Linked DNA regions of Mus musculus: region 2 is linked to region 1. A link is a contact called in ENCODE Hi-C or POLR2A ChIA-PET data. All regions are on one chromosome and are shown on one strand. Each heading gives the region's core, a stretch centred on a gene start or an enhancer-like site at or near the end of the contact. The rest is flanking DNA. Distances are from core to core; before and after follow the strand shown.

What was found. Hi-C counts contacts between places; a loop is a spot of excess contacts on that map. ChIA-PET counts read pairs that join two places held with the same protein, here RNA polymerase II (POLR2A).
Region 2: a loop to region 1 is called in a map of Patski, with 2.4 times the contacts of the local background. The contact joins the enhancer-like site here to the promoter of 9330188P03Rik in region 1. A Hi-C loop is called at or near these places in 2 of 37 maps with a recorded cell type or tissue (Patski and T-helper 1 cell). POLR2A ChIA-PET finds 5 or more read pairs at or near these places in 1 of 5 experiments (Patski).

The regions. Positions count from the first base shown.
Region 1 is chr14:105,586,436-105,592,838 of GRCm38, forward strand. 9330188P03Rik (RIKEN cDNA 9330188P03 gene) reads left to right here and starts at 3,114. Exons shown (of 3, transcript NR_102319.1): 1 at 3,114-3,238; 2 at 6,257-6,403.
Region 2 is chr14:105,663,882-105,670,284 of GRCm38, forward strand. No RefSeq gene overlaps it. Among named protein-coding and RNA genes, the nearest start is that of Gm6145, 23 kb to the left of the region's middle. Within about 2 kb of position 3,878, at least 1 of the 3 ENCODE cell types and tissues checked has a DNase peak (open chromatin) inside an H3K27ac peak, as active enhancers do.

The DNA.
Region 1 (6,403 bases), core at 1,864-4,363:
GTTTAATGTTTTTGCTCAGCATAAAGGGGAAATGTGTCTGGAGACGTTTCTTTTTTCCTCTCCATCACTCAATACTGATGTTTGTATCATGGTCAGTTTTCACTTACTTTATATGTTGGTTGTTTCTTCTTCAGATTACTTTATAAGAGCAGAGCTCAAAAGAATTTTGAAGGGGAGAAGATTGGGGGAACATGTAAGCTATTTAGATGTTTATAGGACAAGCTCAGCTTTGTTCTGTTTATTTACTTATTCTCTGCTTTGTTTGTTTGTTTTGTTTTGTTTTGTTTTGTTTTGAACAGGGTTTCTCTGTGTAGCTCTAGCTGTCTTGGAGCTTGCTCTGCAGACCTAGCTGGCTTGAAATCAGAGATCTGCCTGCCTCTGCATCTGGAGTGCTGGGATTAAAGACGTGAGCCACCACTGCCCAGCTGGACAAGCTCAGTTTTAAGATGGCTGCAAGTAGTAGAAAAAACAAACAAACAAACAAACAAACAAACAAAACAGTGATATACACATACAGTCCCGTTACTTGCTGAAAAAGTATAAAGACATAAAAACAGTGAAAATCATTATACACATAAAGAGATGGCTCATTGAGAATTTCTTGCTGATTGCTTGCTGTGGTCTTCCAGGGGTCTCTGGAGCTGGAGTGCAATGAGATGCATAGGTCAAGAAGCTCTTAGTACCCAGTGTGTGAGCATCCTTAGGTTGTAGACAGCAATCGTCTCCAGCCTTGCCCATGAGATATTCTGATAAAGGTCAAACCCACAAAATGGACACAGAGCAGCTATGAAAATCAGCTTCTGAAAATATTTTTTGTCATACTAAATAAATAAATAAGCCATTGACTACAGTTTAAAAGTTTCTTATTTTGTTGGCGAGTGCACTTTAGATTTCTTTCCATATGTGATACTTCCTGCCCTTAACATTTTATTGGCTTTATGTCATCAAAAAGACACATTCAATTTGTCCTACAATTACCTAGTCTTAAAGAGCCAGGCATGAATATACATTGTAATTTTATGAATTTTCTCTCACAGAATGGACAGATTTACTGTCATCCCCCGTGCTTCACATTTAAAGTCACCTGTATGACTTATATTTCTTCAATGTGTATTTATTTGTGTGCAAGAGAGTATGCACACATTCAGGCCACGCCCACTAGTGGAGGTTAGAGGATACCTCAGAGACACTCGTTCGTTCTCTCCTACTGTGGGTACTGGGATAAAATTCAGACTTGGTGGCAGTGCCCCTATCCCTGTCTCACTGGTTCCTTTCAATCTGTTTTCAGAACATCCTCGTTGTCTAAAAAGCCATTTCTGTGTCTTTCCCTATAGTATTAAGAGCCCTAAAACTAAGAGAAAAAAAAAAAAAAAAGAATCTTTCAGATCCACTTTTCGTTGTCTATATCGATTTCATGCCTTGTAAGGTCTGCTTCGTTTTCTTAAGTTGATCTCGGATTTATGAGCAAAGTTTTAAAATGCTAAAATGGGGGAAATTGGTTCAATATTTCAAGCATTTCTTCTGTCGCTTTATTTCCCTGCTGTATTAATTTGTGGTTACTCACCTTCTCCTCAGCGATCTCCAGGGAACCCCAAATCTGACTCTCTATGATCTGACACGAACCCAAACATTTCTCCCAATAAATTACATCTCGTGTGTAATAAAGCGAAATTGCTTCTTTAGGCTGGGGGAGAATCCTCTAGGCAGCCATTGGCTACAGTTCGGGGGTTTTGTTCACTCGCATCCTGAGGACGCAGCTCTGAGCCTATGTGGGTCTGGGAGGGGGAAGGTTGCGTTCCCTCACTGGTCCAAACAATGCCAGAATGTTTTTCCCCTGTCCATTCACTTAAACAATGTACCATTCTGTACCTCATAAGCACTTAATTTATTCCAACTCTTTGGCCTGACCTGTAATCCCCTCTCCTTACCCATCTGACCCATCTGCGTTTCATTTCCCACTCATCGATGGCATCCAAAGAGCTAGGCCCAGGCCCTATTTGGAACCATTAGACAGAGATTGGCACTCTTCCCTCTTCCTGCACCACATCCTCTGCTGGAAAAAAAATGACCATCGGATCAGAGAACAGAGGCTGCTTTGTCCCCGGTAACGGGGATCTGGAAGCGTTTTCAATCATTTGTACTCTATACCCACTCAAACGCATTAATGTGATCAACATTGGGTCTGTTGTGGGCATTTTTTCCAGCAAATAGCTTGCTAACATTCCAGGCATGTACTTCCCCGAAAACAAGACTGAGACAGGGCCCTGAATATTCAATTGGAAAATCACCAAGAGCAGAAGCTTAGCTTGGCACGGCTGGTGTTGATTCTTAATAAGTGACTTCCTAAAGCTGAGGCATGGGCCTTACAGCGTCAATGACTTGTTTGAAAAATATTTTGTAGGTGCCTCATACCACTCGATTTCCTGTGGTATGCGTCATATTGTGAGCTATTCCAAGCCAGCCTGGTTAAGCACACTAACTCGCCGCCCCCCACCCCAAGATTGTGGTGTTTAACTAAAAATGTCTTTATACAAGATGAGCTCATAGCTATTACTGCTGATGTAGTTTTAACTGCTTGGATACCAATTTCAGTTGCTTGAAAATGTGCCAGCACAGGGTAAACCTGAGCACAGCCATATCTCACCCTGTAGAACATGGCGGGATGCTGTCCCAAGAAGCAGCGTTGCTTCAGGGGAAAGTGGCCCAGTTCAACACAATGCATACCTTTCACTTTCATTAGAAAGACTTACTGTTCTTAATATATTACCAAAGTCAAGGTGCTGAAGACATCTGGAACACGGGAATAAAATTAACCCTTTCACAGCTTCAGGTATTTTTTGTAACGCTTGCCAGGGAGGAGAGCTAAATTCAAGAAACCGAGAGGATTTTCTCAATTATGTTTCAGAAAGCAAACCCAAAGGCCTGACGTGCTGTTCACGAGTTCAAGTGTACGTGGGTGGGATTTGGGCGAGGGCTAAACAGGATACTGTACGCAAGAGACTTTTGACGAGGGCTTCTAATTTTAGACACGGGGCGTGGGGAGAGCAAATACGGCCGAGTGTCATCAGCACGCCTCATAAAGTATCCGGCACTTCCGCAGGCTGCAGTGCTTTACAGGACTTGTGATGTAGATCGTCGTCATTTTTGTTTCACAAACAAGGAAGGAGAATCTCAGAGATTCCGTAAACTCCATAAAGCGGTGATTCATGACAGAAGCAGGGACGCAACTTCGACCAGTGTGAGTAACCCACTGGGACTTATCTGCCACCTTGCTGCCCGGAGATAAAAAGTATTCTCATCTCTATTACGGCTGCCTTTGTCTACTGTTGTTCAAAGGATTCAGGCTTGCCCGGGTGTCCTGAGCTAAAAGGAGAAATGAATATAAATCTGTGCGAGTTGTGTTCTGTCCTGCTTTCTTCCAGTGAATAGGTTACAGGCGGCATCTAGTTTGGGGCCAGTCCCCAGCGGCTGCGCAGTGGCTATTAACTGATTAGACATTGTCTATGCCATCTCTGAATGATTTGTGTCTCTACAATAGGACCTTTTATAACAGAGAAGAGAGGGATTGATACCCTGGACACTGCCTGGGCTGTGTTTGCCTCTTGGGGCAAATAATTTTCCTTGGTACCAGGAGCAGCTCTGATGTGGCTGCTTTGCCCTTATGTGGCCCGGGGCTTTCAGCTTGGGAGAAAACGTTCAGCCTGGTCTTGGATGAAACAAGAAGGTACCAGAGGGGAGCCAGGGCAGCCATGTTGTTTGTCAGAAGAGAGGACCACATGTGCCTGTCTCAGGATGATTGGCAAGGCAAGAGGATACCAGTGGGAAAAGGTGAAAGATTCTTAGAAGCAATGAGCTACCAAACCATTACACTGCACAGCACTAGGAAGGAGAAGAGGACTTTCAGTTGAGAAAGACTCTACCATGAGCTGGAAAATGGAACTTCTGTGTTGGATGTTTCCTGTGAGCTCAGAATTTGGGGTCTGTCAGGTTGAAAGCTACAGGGTGATACTCAGAGACTGTAAAAGGACTTTAAGTCGTCCCATTTGACTTGGTGTGTAGCACACTATCTGAAGCAGGCATCTTGCTTCTTGATCAAGATAGACACAGCAAACCAGTCTTTCTAAAAACCAACCAACCAGATTTACTTATTTAACATGTATGAGTGTTTTTTTTTTCTGCATGAATGTGTGTGCTCCATGTGTATGTGTGTTCCGTGTGTGCTCCATGTGTCTCTGCCCAAGGAGTCAGAAGGGATTGTCAGCATCCCTGGAACTGGAGTTGCAGATGGTTGTGAGCCACCATGTGTGAGCTGGGAATCCAACCTGGGTGCTCTGTGCTCTTACCCGCTAAGCCACCCTTTTGGCCCGTAGGGTGGGGCTGAACTTTCCTCATAGAGTATAATTTTTAGAAAATACAGATTTTAAAATTACTGGTGTATAGTTTTAAAACATTAGTGGAGACATCAATTCAAAATATCTAACCTGGATATTGTTTTTTTGTGTTTACGTTGTAAGCAGTTCATATTTTCTACTTTGAAACACTGGAAGTTTCTTTGAAGAGAGTTTTTTTTTTTTATCACGTATTATTTTGACTGGGAGATTTGCCACCACAGGATTGTCACATTTGGTGATAAGCCACACGAATATGTCACCAACCTAAAAATACGTTGGCATGTTTATTATTTCTTTTCTTCATTTCTTTCATTCTTGCAGTTAAACTCTACTCTGGAACTATTTAACGAGAAGGTGACATTAGGAAAGAAAGATTTCTTTTTTCTCCTGATAAAGACAGATAAGCTGGGAGCTAGTGAGAAGTCAGCTGGTTCAAGCCATCTCTCGCCTCAAGAATTCACCTTTCACATGTTTCTGCACTGTTATTCTAGTCCCTACGAGCGGCTGCACCCGTCTCCACCCTTAGCAGAGCAGACAGAGGGCACAGTAAGGAAATGTCAAAAGGCAGAAACCGAATGACCTACAGGGGTGTTTCTATCAATTTGGAGATACTGGCTGGAGCCTGTATGTATGAGGCTCACGCTGGCTTGAGTTTTCCCAAAGCCAGTTCCACAGCTGCCCTTCACGATTATGGTAGACTTAAGTCTATATCCACTGAGGGTCTTAAGTAGAGACTGTGTTGGAGGGAACGGATCGAACATTGGGGTTTTCTCAAAAGATTACATGGGACTCCTCAGGTAAAACTGCCTGAGCCTCTCCTTCCTGACGCAGTGCACACCAGGTCTCAGGAAACAGCAGGTCTTAATTAGCCCTCCAGTTTATAGTTTCACCTGAAAAAATACATTTAAAAAAAATCATATATAGTTGGCTGTCGAGATTTTTCAAGTCAATAAATTCTTGCTAATTAATCACATTAACGGTACTCCTTAAAAGTTGAAACAGAATCAGAAAACAAACCAAAATCCCCATAAATATCCTACATAAAGGCCTATTCACAGATCCTTTTTCAGTTTGGAAGACTTTTACAAGTGTTTTTCCCTTCCTGACAGGACACACGCATGCACAGGCACATGCACGCACACACGCACACACACACACACACACACACACACACACACCTACTGTGTCACTCACCATAGCTGTTACTATCTGCACAGGAAGGTGGTTCTGGGAACAGATTTTGATACCTCAGGACATCACCGTAATTGCCTTAGTGCTTAAGTGTTCCTACTTGGGACTGGTTTAAAGGATAAGAACTCAGAAACGTTGGGAGCAAAGTTACTTGTCTCAGAGTCCCCTCCCCAGAAAGATAATCATATGAAAAGATGTTCAGCTGGGAACACAGAGGGGATGGTGGATGTCTTGCTTACCATCTGCAAAAGGACCCTAATTCTTAGCATGTGCTTGCTCCTCTAATATTCTGTCTGATGCCTTGATCTGTAACAGAACACAATGTCCCAAAGCAGGGTTGTTTAAATCCACTTTAGAAACATAGCCAAACAGATCCAAATTTCCACCTCTCTCCACGGTGTGTGTCCTGAGACTAATGTTGCCAATGGTCATTAAAACGGCTTCTCCTGAGCTAGAGAGGTGGCCCCATGGGTGCAAGCACAAGCTGCTCTTGCAGAGGATCCATGAACGGTTCCCAGCAGCCAAATCCTACAGCTTAATCCAGCTCCAGGTAGATCTGCCTCAGCCTGCATGTACCCTATAGACAGACAAACAGACACACACACATGAAAATAACTTTCCAAACTTGTAAACCATAGTTCTTCAATTTTTTTTATTTGTTTGTTTCCATCGAGTGTGCTGTGATTTAGAATTCTTAGCTGGAGCTGCCCCACCCACCACGACAATCTGAGACTTGGAATCTGAACCTGGAGTTGGAAGCAGAACTTTAGATCAGTGTGATGCTCCTCCTGCACAGAGGCTTCTTGTGGTAGACGTCAGTC
Region 2 (6,403 bases), core at 2,628-5,127, 78 kb after region 1:
CACACACACACACACACACACACACACGCACGCACGCACGCACGCACGCACGCACGCACGCACACACACACAGAGCAAGAATTTGAGGTGTGCTGTTCTACAATAACTACCCCACGACTTGCAAGAAACAGGAGCAATTAATCAATTTTTAAACATCATGTTTATTCCCAAAATAAACATGTGCAGAAAAATATATGACCTAAACAATGTTAATTCAAGTATAAAAGGAATATTTTATTGCCGAAATTTATTTTGCAATCTGAAAAAAAAATATTTTCTAGAACGTATAGGGTAATGAAGTTTCTGAAACTAGTAACTATTTCAATAAGGAAATTAAATAGTAATAAAATCAACATTCTGGAATCTTTTTTCATGGGATCCTATCAACAATGTTAATAGAAACCCTGCCCTCCTTGGTTTGAAGACTCTGTCATTTAGTTTCACAGCATAAGGTTTTAGTTTATGTAGTGTATGCGTTCCTAGAAAGTTTCAAATTTAACATTTTAATGGTATCTTTTAAAATTATAAAAATGTATGAAAGATCTTGGAAGTAGAATTACCGACAAATTCCTTGTGACATGAACAAGTCTTGTCACATGCGTTAGAGTTGGCATTCCTTCAGTTTGACTTTTGTGGATTGGGATATCATGGTCACAGAACCGGACTGTTTTTATTTTTTCCTAATATTATAAACAAGGTTACAAGATGCTGTTCTCAAACAGCATGTGTCTTCTTTTCGATCGTTAGGAGTGATTTCTAAAGATGTAACACAGGAGCAGATGATGCTCACTGGCTGATTTCGGGGTAATTGGATTTTCTTTTCTCTTCATGAAAATTATGCATGCATGGGAAGAACAGTAAGAATGAACGACAGCCCGTGCCTACTAATCACCATCAGCTAGGGCCTGCTTTTGAAATCTGATTTAAGAAAAAAAATGAAATAAAACCACAGGCTTGGCTGATAGAAAACTGTATAATGTTTAAGCAATGGTGAGAGGAAGCCTGGGCTTAAAGCAGACTAGACTTTGGACCAAACCCAACCAATGTTTCTCATCCGTGTTTATTTTGTTACTTGACATGATTCAACTCATTAAGGATTTCAAAGGTCCAAGGGAAAGTACTTGCCCTTTGCCAAGGCATCCTTAGTTAGCGTTCCATTATCTCCCATGATCCGAGGCAGGGATTTCCTCCTACTCAGCTCTGAGTAATTATGTGCAAGCAAACCCTTGGTGTTCTCCTGGAGTGACTGTGTGGAGCCAATGGCTCGCCATGAATCACTCATGGGGTTGCATCTTCAGTGGGATGGGTTGGGTGATAGACGTTGATCTGCAGAGTTTAGGTGAAGAGTGGCTTTCCCATTCTCATTTGCTTCACCACACAGGATGCTCTTCCCTGTAAGCCACGCCCTCTCCTGAAATGATTACAAGAAAAGGAGAGCACACAGCATATTCAATTAAGTCTTCTTGCTCTTGCAAGTCTAATTTAAAACATGCCTTAGGCAACGCTGCTTACTCTTCACAAAAAGACTGGAAATGGCTGCTCTGGAGATGTGGCTCTCTTTCTGCTCTCCCTCTCCCCTCCCCTAACTCCCGTTGCCTTCCCAACTCTTCCCCATCTCTATCTCCCATTTCCTTCCAACTCTTTCCTCCCATCTCCTCTCTTTCCCTTTACCTCTCACCTATTTTTGAGCCCTAACCAAAGAGACGAAACAACTACAGAAAGAACAGTCAGTACCATTTCTTCCCACGCTCTACTTCAGCTTCTCTTTTTTGTGTTAAATGTTGGTCCCGAGGGGTAACTTCCATTACTCTCGCCTTGCTCTTCTCTGTCCTCACTGTTGGATCCTTCTACCTTCCAAGTATCTGGATCCCAGGAAGGATCTTTAGTGCACGTCTGATTTGTGCTGTTTTCATATCTGTCCTGATCATTGTGAGAAACGGTAAGCCAAAGCAGCACCTCCATCTCACCTCAAGCCAAAGCAAGTACAACAGGAAACATCAGAATGATTTTCTTTTCCTGTTGCAATTTCTTTTTCACATAGGCAAGTTATTTCTGGGCAGAAAGTTTGGTCTCTACTATGTCTTATTGCCCACACTAAAGGCCATACAACTACTACCCACTTACCATCACATCTCATGCATGCTGCTTTCAGAGCATGCTCTAGGCACATAGTCTCAAGTTTATCAGGCATTTTAGGGATATCTCCCTAGACACCTTGATCTTGAGTTGCTCAGTCTCAAGAAGTGTAATGAATTATTTCTATTGTTTAAGGCACCCAGACAAGTGTGTTGGTTACAGCAGTTAACCAAAATACTTTAACAGTTCTCACTGAGTCAAAGCCAACCATAGTCTAGGATATCCACGCTTGATAGCTCCCTGTCATTTGAGATCTCTACTGTCATCTACTATGCTGGAGATGTTTGTCATCTTTCTGTTCCTATATTTTCCACATTTTCTTCTCAAGAAGAACCTTGATGTTTGTGTTGCTTGGCATGAGCTACTATGAACCTGCTCAGAGTCAGACAGAGTTCTTTTTTTTTTTCCCAGTGTTAACTGAAGCTGTACCATCAGAGTCAGGGATGCCATCTGAGGCAAAGAAGATTCTAGCTATTTTCCACCCCATTAGTCAATGTTGTGTCGCTATCTGAACGTATTGTGTTTGGTTATTTGTTTTCCTCTTTTTGCCCATCGCTCTTTACCAGAGCTGTGGTTTCCTGAGGACACACGGATCTTTTCTTTGCACCACCCTTTTCTCCAGCACTTAGAATGGTAGTTGGCAAATAAATACATTTTGAATGAATGATGGAAAACACAGGTGAAACACTGTTAGAATTAAGTGAATGAAATGAGGAAACTGATTCCATATTTTTTCAAAAGAAATGAGGAAGGGGAGAAAAACAAGGAGGAAAGGCGCAATGGGAGAAGATGCTGTGATAGGTTTAGTAGGTTTGAGCGGTGTATTTTTCACAAATGCTATGTTATTCATTATGGAATTCATCATTGGGGTACTCTGAAGCTTCTCGAACAACCTCTCATCTTGGCTCATGAGTTCCAGTGCAGGTTTCTGGAGATTTATTGGTGACAGCTTTTTCTTCCAAGAGAGTATGTCTCACTTGGCTTCCATCCATCATACACACTTCTGACCATTCTTCCTTGCATCAAACTCTCTCTTGAGATGCACAGAAGCCAGAGAGTTCAGTTGGTGCTGTGTTAGCCTCAATAATTTTCTGATTATTTTAGCAGTGCTGGGGAAAAATATGAAGTAAAAGTTTGTCTTAAGAATCTACCCTTTTCTAAATTATAGGTGATGGGACACAATAATAAGTCAGTACTGGCAAGGGTAGATGAGGGGGACAAAAATTCTAAGCCAGTGTGACATTCACAATGAGACTTGTCTCAAAACCAAAACAAATAAAAAACAAATAAACAAACAACAACACAAACGTTTATACTTCCAGGGAACTACTTCAAATACACTCACATTTTTAGAGCTTAACTTAGTCACATTTAAAAGAACATTATTTACATTGTTCAAAATTCACAATTGCCTATAGTTTCCAGACAGAAATAAATTATTCTCAAACCCTGTGGATACAGGGGCTTTGAAATAGACCAATGTGCCATGGAAACATTTTCTGTTGCATTAGTCCACAGGATAAGGAAATGTTCTAGACCAGTCCCTCTTGTGCATATCAAATACACAGACTGTGGGACTCCTGGATGCCATCCAACCCAACCTGCCACATTGCCCTGAAATAGTGTCACACTTTTCAAATTCTCCTATGAAAAGTTTACCTTAGAAATATTTTGTCTGAGTTCACCCAAGGAATTGAGATCACAATGCCCTGAGAAACGTGCTGTGTACAAGGTCTGTGACCAATGCACCAAAAACTCTAATCACCGTCAAACAGAACCTTCTAAATCTGCAGAACTGTGGGATTCGGATGCCCACACACACACAGGAGGAGTAAAGAGATTTCTCTAGCCTTGCCTGTCATCAGTCTTCCTGTTTTAACTAAAGTTTTTGTATCAGACTCAGGGACATGTACAGGGACATGTGAGTTTAAACGGGGTTACATTGTGTCACTGAAGTATCTCTCTATTCCTACGTTTTTCTCCTCACATCCAGTGGCATAGATGATTTGATCTGGATTTGTTTTTCACTGGAGATAAAGAGTATCTTTCGGAAACGTCAAGACAGCTTGTACAGGTTTAATATCAGGGGATAGTAAGATTAATGACAATAAAGAAAATACCAGGAACTGATAACACAACAGACAGACCTGAGTTGGATCAGTGATGTGCAGATGGAGGAGCCAGTTGTGCGGGATGGAAGGACGGGGTGGGAAGGAACAGTGCAGGAGGCAAAGGTTCTCTACCTCTGCTTTTCCTGTGTTTGTGAGTGTGGGCTGCAGTGGGCAGCAGCACCAAGAAAAGGGACTCAGTGTAGAGAAAACTAGTTGTTAAATGACCCTTAGGATCCAGCCTGTTAGAATCATAAAGGCAGCCTCAGTCAGAAAGGTAGGCAAGCCTCCCTCCAGCTCCAGCGGAGGTGCGAAGGAGCATAGCTGTGGGTCCTGGAAACCCGTGTTTGCACCGGACATTATTAGTATTTGAATTGGATGGTGGAGGGACAAGTGCATCTGAACTTATTAAAACACCTTACAGATGTTACGTTTTGATCCCTCTACTTAAGGCCATTTTGTCTGTATTATAAGACAGATTTAAAAAAAAACAGATTAAAGTCATTTCCCATTAAGTTCCTTAACTATTCTGAGAATTCTATGAAGCTCCAGAAGAAGTCCTCCAATTAATCCCTTTGTACCATCAAAGACTTCTATCCGCTATATTCTACTTTAATTATTTGCAAAAAATAGTTTAGGTACAGATCTTACTAGGAAAGCACTCCTCACTACTCTTTCCTTGTGCATACAGAACCCTCTCTCATAAAAATTGTGTTTATTTATTTGGTTGGTTTTTCCCTTCAGAGTCAAGCAGGCTGAAGTGAACCCATCTCATTTACCAAATAGACTTCATTTCAGGGTTACCTTGGCCGGGGCACATTAATTCTGATTAGCTAGGATTTTTGAAAATGAGTCAGCTCAAGATAAATGAAGCCTCCTGCCTAAAACCAATCGAGCTTGGCTGGGCAGGGGCTTGCTTTTCTTGCCTCTCTCTCCCCTCTCTTCCTGCCAGATTGTCTGAGAGTGCGCTGCGCTCAGGGATGGCCACCAGGGATAGCTTCAGCTCATTAACTTGCAGGAAGCTCTTCATAGGCATCACGCTTCCCTCATCTCCCGCGGAGGGTGCACTCGAGGTTTGAGCCGAGGTTTGAGCGTGGGGTGGGAATGGAGGCGTTTCCGTGCTATTTTGGTTTCTTCTACTGACTGGCTGCTCAGCTGTTCATGAGTCACCCTAACCTCAAAATCTGTCATTAGAACAGAAATAATGGCACCTATTTTCTGTGCCTGCCTGAATTGCATGAAGACATTATTCATATTTCTGAAATCCATGTGAGAATTAGTCAAGGTTAGATGTAAGGAAAAATTTTAATGTCATTGCTATTAAGTTATGATTTGTGTTTGTCTTTCAGACTTTGAGAATTCTCTGTACTGAAAAGTTAAGAATGAAAAGAGGTCTTGGGGTAAAATTTGGTATATTTGACAAGATAGTTCAAGAATACATATTTTTTCAAGATCTCTATCTATTTATCCACCATTTACCTTTCTATATAATACATTAGAACTTTTAAACTGTTATATATATATAATGCTGGGTTTTTATTCTCATGACAAATCTGAAAGGATAGTAATTTTAACTGCTGTCATTTTCTCCTGTTCCCATCTTTGTCCTACTTCTGAGACATAACCATACAAATAGATCAACACAACCAGACCTGTCTTAGCTACCATGCCACCATGAAGTGAGAAGCTGACATTAAGGCTTTGGGATGTAAAAGTCGTGGGGGTCGGGGTGGGGCAGTGGTCAGTAAACCGATTTTACCTGGATTGGGCAAGATGGTAGAACATTCCAGACCTTTGCAGAGACTGGAAATACCTGACCTATTCTTATGCTTTTAGAAAAGGGTCTCACTATGTAATTCATGCTGACCTTGAATTCATGGCAATCCTCCTGCCTCAGCCTCAGAACTTATTTATTCAAATGTTTACTTAATGACACGTTCTTGAGTAGCCTGTGCTGAATTAGACACTAGGGATGCCACTTACAGAAGACACTTGCCATAGGAGACCACACTTTAGAAAGAAGATACTAATGGAATATGGAAACAGTGTAACTCCCATGATATTTAGGAGATTCTCACTCAAATGTTGCAGATAAATGGTTCCTAAGGCAACTATTTGGAACCTCGAAGGGAAGGAATTCAGCTAATAAGGAGAAGAAA